Regions from separate parts of the Homo sapiens genome. Here region 1 is linked to region 2. Evidence: chromatin loops called from intact Hi-C (ENCODE). Cell type or tissue: GM12878. All regions are shown on one strand. Links, peaks and the distances in the headings refer to the core of each region. The heading gives the core; the rest is flanking DNA. Region 1 overlaps ADARB2 (adenosine deaminase RNA specific B2 (inactive)). Region 2 overlaps ADARB2 (adenosine deaminase RNA specific B2 (inactive)).

What was found. Hi-C counts contacts between places; a loop is a spot of excess contacts. Peaks named below come from ENCODE experiments on the same cell type or tissue, not always from the same donor. Only the 100,000 strongest peaks of a DNase experiment are listed, where the experiment ranks them.
Region 1: it touches region 2 in a loop (2.3-fold over the local background); 2 of 110 quality-filtered maps call a loop at or near these places.

Annotation. Positions count from the first base shown.
Region 1 is chr10:1,419,501-1,422,410 of GRCh38, forward strand. The region is part of intron 1 of ADARB2 (adenosine deaminase RNA specific B2 (inactive)); the gene reads right to left. Among named protein-coding and RNA genes, the nearest start is that of ADARB2-AS1, 110 kb to the right of the region's middle. In GM12878, for the core only: a CTCF peak has its summit at 1,550 (motif pointing right); a DNase peak (open chromatin) is centred at 1,551; H3K4me3 peaks cover 258 bases.
Region 2 is chr10:1,660,812-1,663,721 of GRCh38, forward strand. The region is part of intron 1 of ADARB2 (adenosine deaminase RNA specific B2 (inactive)); the gene reads right to left. Among named protein-coding and RNA genes, the nearest start is that of ADARB2, 75 kb to the right of the region's middle. RefSeq lists an enhancer at 1,836-2,335. In GM12878, for the core only: no CTCF peak of the experiment used is centred there; a DNase peak (open chromatin) is centred at 1,230; H3K27ac peaks cover 562 bases.

The DNA of each region.
Region 1 (2,910 bases), core at 221-2,720, 240 kb before region 2:
TATGTAAACCGAGTTATAGCAAAACCACGGGCCACTTTATGGAGGGCACAGCCTCACTGGGCGGAACCGGTACCCAGAGGGACGGTAAGCCCAGATGGTTGGTGCTGCAGTAAATTAAGCCTGATATAGAGATGTTTGTGGGTTTTATTAAAGTCTCATGATGTCTCTAAGCAGTTCTTGTTATATAACAGAATGAATTATATCGTCCAAGGTTATTGCTCAGATAACCTACTGGAAATGATAGTTTTCCTCCTTCATCACATGAATCTAAATGTTAACTAAGCGCTTGTTAGCTTTTCACATCACATCGGAGGGATTCGTTAGCTCTCACATCTCTGCATATGTGTTTTAAGAGTCTTTAGATAAAAGATGAATCAAAGTGATTCAGTTCTGTAAGTTTTGGACTAGAAATCAGAGTCTCTCTGGACATCATCCGAGTGTAAAATGTAGCACAAATTGCCTTTAAAAATTAATAATTTACCAAATCTATCAGCTATGCCCAGTCTGGCTTGAGAAGATAAGTAAAATAAATATTGTAAAGTCAATTTTTAATAATCTGTGGCATGAAATTTAAGCACAAGAGAAAACATTTAGCAATTAAGCAGGAACATTCGGTGCATGATTAAATGTGAATAATAATACATATTTAAAGGCCTCATAACTTACCTGCTAGCAGGAAATATTTAAAGTTCTAATCTACTACACAGCACAGCTCATGCCGTTTCTTTGTTTAATGAGCTCTTGCCTTGTGATTTTCATGTTTGAGCAGTTACTTTGTAAGTATTTTTACATGGACAGCTACGTGTAAGGCTGACAAAGAGTAGCACAGACAGATATGTGGTGGGGGATTGTCAGGCCAGCGCAGCCACGGAAAATAATATGATCAGATCCTTCATCATGCTGGTAACCAGTGGTTGGCTGTATTCATCTAATTATTGAGACAGCACATTCACATCCGAGGGATTTTATTATAAGAGGTTTATAAAATTTAGAGTTGAAGCTGATCTGTCTCTATCTACCAAATAGAAGCTGGACTCAGGACCATGGTTTTTCATGATGAAGAATCAAATCCTTGATAAATGATGGCAGGTCCTCATCTTCCAGAAAGAGGGAAAAAAAAAAAAAAAAAAGGCAGAGGAAAGGAAATAGCTCGGCTGAGAAACAGAGAGCGAGTGAGCACAGCGCTGACAGAGAGGGAGCCGCTGCCTGCCGCTGAGAACACAGGCTCTGCACCCAGGGCACAGAAGCAGGAGAAGATGTAATTCTCGAGGACCACATTGATTAACGCCCGCCCAGGGCTAGCCACAAATTAGAGCCCCGTCCTGAAAGAAGCAGTGCTATGTCTTGTAAGGCATGCTTCCAAAGGAGCTTGCATTGCACACACCCCGGAGCAAACCGGCAAGTAGAGAAGACGGACACTTCCCAATGAAAGCGAAATGTTCCTGCCTGCCCTGCGCCGCTCGGTTCTCCTTCCTCTCTCTGCTCTCACAGGGTGGTGTTACACCTCCACTGCTCTCCATCTAGTGTGTTTGTGCAACACTCGCCTCCAGGGGGAGCTCGAAGCTCTCCCGCCCTTCACCTCTGATCAGAGCACTGATGTGAGTCAGGTCCCCAGGATGGTGGGGGCACCGGCTGGAGGAGGGCGGGGGCTCCTTCAGACCTGCCTTGATTAACCCGGACCAAAGGGGCCCTCTGCACTGGAGCGTTACAGTCAAAGCACAGCCTGTGCACCTGCCCGTCGGTTCCATAGTGTTTGTCTGCTGCTTGGTTTGTGGGACAGGTGGCTGGTCAGGATCTGCAGGACCTAACCCCACCCACGCTCAGCTGTGAGGAGATTAAAGGGTCTCAGTGTCTCAGGGTCAGGTTCCAGGCTGGCTTCTTGCGATTTCACAGAAGTCACTAAATCTTTTTGGGTAACAATGGGCTTACTCCTAAAAGCAGTGGGAGGTTGGGGGTCAGGGAGCAATTTGAACTTATTCTTCTCTAGATTCTCTTTCATTACAGAGTCTTATTCACATTGAATAAATGTTTATTCATACCTACTGTGGGCCAGACACTATCCTGGGCCCTGGGACTATAGCAGTGAACAAAGTGGACAAAAATCCTGCCTTTATAAAATGCACATGCTGAGAGTTAAGACTCACGATGCTCAGATGGGGCTGCTGTTGTGGAAGTCAGGAGAGTCCACGCTGTTAGTGTTGACTGTTTGTTTTGTCCTTTCCATTGTAAGATTCACCCCATTGCCTCCTAAAGTGAACCCCAGGGCAGGGAACATGTTGACAGGGAGGTGGTCTAATCTAAATCCAGTTAGAACACTCGGAGAGCTCCTAGACTGAAACAGGGAGAAGGAAGCACATTTTGGATGATTGTATTTGTTCCTTGATGGGTCTGCTGAGGAAGAGCTATGTACCCATTGCATGTGCTATTTCCATCTCAGGTTATTTGAAGAGAATACAGAGGAGAAGCAGCCCCAGGTACCTACTCTAGTGGCAGAGTGGCAGGCTTGAGGTGCCTGCATCTGAAAGCTGCTGTGAGTTAGGGAAGCCCCCACCAAAAGGCCCAACAATGGGCAACATCCCCCATCAAAGCCATGGACATATCCCTGGCAACAGACTTGGCTCTTAACTTCCACGAGTTTTTAAGCCAAGGTTGGCAAGAGGAATAGAACGGGGACGTCAAGGTACATCAAAGGAAAGATTCAAAATATATGGAATCCATGAGGCCACATAGGATATTTCACAGCTTTATGCTTTTCTGATAAATCCTGGAAGACTTAATATAAGGTCAGGAGTTTTCAGTGCTCTGATTCGGTAAATTTATTTACAGAGACAGCTGTCCGAGGGTGGAATAAGGACTCGGGAGTGAGAGGGAGGCACTGTCAACACTTTCAGGCCAGACCAGCGGCTCACG
Region 2 (2,910 bases), core at 252-2,751:
CCACATTCTGATAGAGCAGGAGCATCACCATCTTGGACAAACGCCACCATTTTAAGTTCTCCTTGATTAAAAACCACCTAAATCCAGCCCCAAAACATCAGCCTAATGGCTAATGTCAGCATGACCAGAAACATTCCAACCCTGAGATAAACCCCCCCTCTGACCAGAAACATGCCAACCCTGAGATAACCTCGTCTCCAAACAGAGGCATTCCAACCCTGCAATAAACTTTCCCTCACACAGAAACATTCCGAGCCTGCGATAAGCTCCCCTCCCTAAACCCTTAAATACCCTTAGTCTGTAAGAGAGTGCTCCTGACCGAAATCAGCCAGAAGCCCCTCTCAGGTTTATTTTCCAAAATAAACCTGTCTTTGACTGTGAAGCCACTTTTCATGTTTCCTTTCTTCTTTCTTTAACTCTTACACATTCCCCAGGCCCTGTCCCCGTCGTCACTTTCTCTGGGTCATAATTGGGTACATTCCCAGTGGTTTTGTGTACCTTAGCTAGAGGGAGGGTGGGTTTCCACGGTTTCCTGAGTCACAGATGGCCTATGTCTCACAGGTTATCCCTTTCTTCCCCACCCAAACGTCCTCTCATCTCATCTCCCAATAGAGGAGAAAGAGAATTAGAAAGCTTCACTGCCTTGGGCCAGGTTTCTTTCCTTCATGGTCTTTATTTTACAGGATGCCTTGGAAGTTGTCTGTCTGAAGAGGCAGCTAGGGTTGGGGGAGGGCCCCGGCAAGCACCTAGAGTGCAGACAAGTTAAGCAGAGGGTGGGCTTTAGCCAGGGAAGCAGAGCCAGGGTGGGGAGTACAGAACCAGCCCAGAGCAGAGACAGAGGGAGGGCACCATGTGAGGGTCGGCATTCACCGAGCAGACAGGAACCAGCAGTCACACTGCCCAGGATCCTCTTCCAAACCTGCCTCAGATAATGTCACAATCACTCCCATTGCACAGACAGATACTTCAGGCACTGACTTTCACACACTTGCCCTAAATTTCCCAAGTGCAAAGGGACGGGGAGAATCAGGCACTCAAGTCTCTGGGCAGCTTCACCGTCTTCCCTCTACGGAACCGCACTGCTGCTGGGGAGGGAAAGGGGCTAGGAGCTATAAATCAGGCTGAAGAAAGGGAAATGCAGGCACTGAGGCAGCGGCAGACGCTCTGACAGATGAACCTGCACTGCAGCTGCTCCTCTCAGGGCATGTGCATTGAGCCCAGGAGTCCCCAGGGAGGTCCACACCCTAAGCCCGGGACCCAGACATGTTACTTTTCAGCGTTGAAGGTGCTTTAAGGATGTGGTTAAGGTTACTGACCCTGCAGTGGGAGGATGTCCCAGACTATTCTTGGAAGGGTTATTGGCCCAATCCAATAACCCTTCAAAGCAGAGAACTTTCTCCCACTAAAATCAGAGAGGTTTGGAGGTGAGGGGAGCCCGGTCCACGGGTTTGAGGAGGAATTCATCCAGGCAGCCTCCAGGAGCCCAGGCTGGCCCCAGCGGAGAGGAGATGGGCCTCCATCCTCGGCCTCAGGAACTGAATTCAGCCAGCGCCCTGATTGAACCGGGGCAGGGCCCTCGGAGCCCCCTGCAGAGCTTCCCCATGGACCCCTTCCCCCACCCAGAGCCTGACCTGCCTGCTCTTGGTTCCGGCCTTGCAAGGGTTTTTCAGAGGACTCAGTGCAGCCACGTGGGCCCAGACTTCTGACTCACGGAACCATGAGGTAACAAATGGCATGGTTTTATGCTGCTTAGTTTGTGGTAATTTTACCACAGCTATTAAAAACTAGAGCGAGTTTATTTCCTGTTCCAGAACTGTCAAATCTGGGTGAGGCTAGGGTCTGCAGTGAACTACGGCCCCTCGAAACCCATGGCTTCCAGCAGGCCAGAGACAGAGGACAGCAGGGAGGAGTCCGCAGGCTCCGGTTGCAACAATTCACATCATTTCCGCTCCTGCTGTGACCACGCCGGGTGCCCAGGGTGCTGGGCAGGAAGTTGGGGCGACGTCTCCCAGCAGTGCCCCTCTAGGGGAAGAAGCACTGGCTCCTGACGGGCAGCGGCCACCTCTGCTCTGGTTTCTACGGACCAGACATTTGTACACATGTGGCCTGGGAGCATCAGCAGAACGCCAGGGTGTGACCCAGAGAACTGCCAATCAACCAGACGCGGAACACGACATCACCAGGCAGACACAGGACAAAGCTAAATTTAAGTCCAGTGGATGTGATTAGCTGCAATGTTCAATTGAATTATTTGGTAAACTCAGTTAATAAATTTTATAAATTCAATATATTTTATAGTGTGCAATTAAAGTATTTTAAAAGTGATCAACTATTTTAGAGCAGTTTTCGGTTTACAGAAAAGTTGAGCAGAAAGTACAGAGACTTCCCATACATGCCGCCTCCTTGTACACAGTTTGTCCTACTATTAACATCTTGCATCCATGTGCGCATTGATTACGACTGATGAAGCAGTATTGATGCATTATTATTGGCTCTATTTACATCTGGGTTACTCTGCGTGGTGCGGCTCTGAGAATTGCGACAAGTGCATCTCCCCGCCGTGGCTGCTACAGAGCGCTGCTACAGAGCGCTGCCACTCCCGAAACGCCCTCCGTGCTCCGCCTGCTCATCCCTCCCTCCCCGCCACCCCTGGAAACCATGAATCTTTTTACTGTCCGCGTAGTTTCGCTCTTTTCAGAACATCATAGAGTTGAAATCACATAGTTTGTAACCTTTGCAGATGGGCTTCTTTCACTTAATAATGTGCATTTAAGCTTTCTCTATGTGTCTTCATGACTTGACAAATGAATTTTTTTTTTTTTCTTTGAGACAGAGTCTCGCTCTGTCACCCAGGCTAGAGTGCAGTGACGTGATCTCGGCTCACTGCAATCTCTGCCTCCTGGGTTCAAG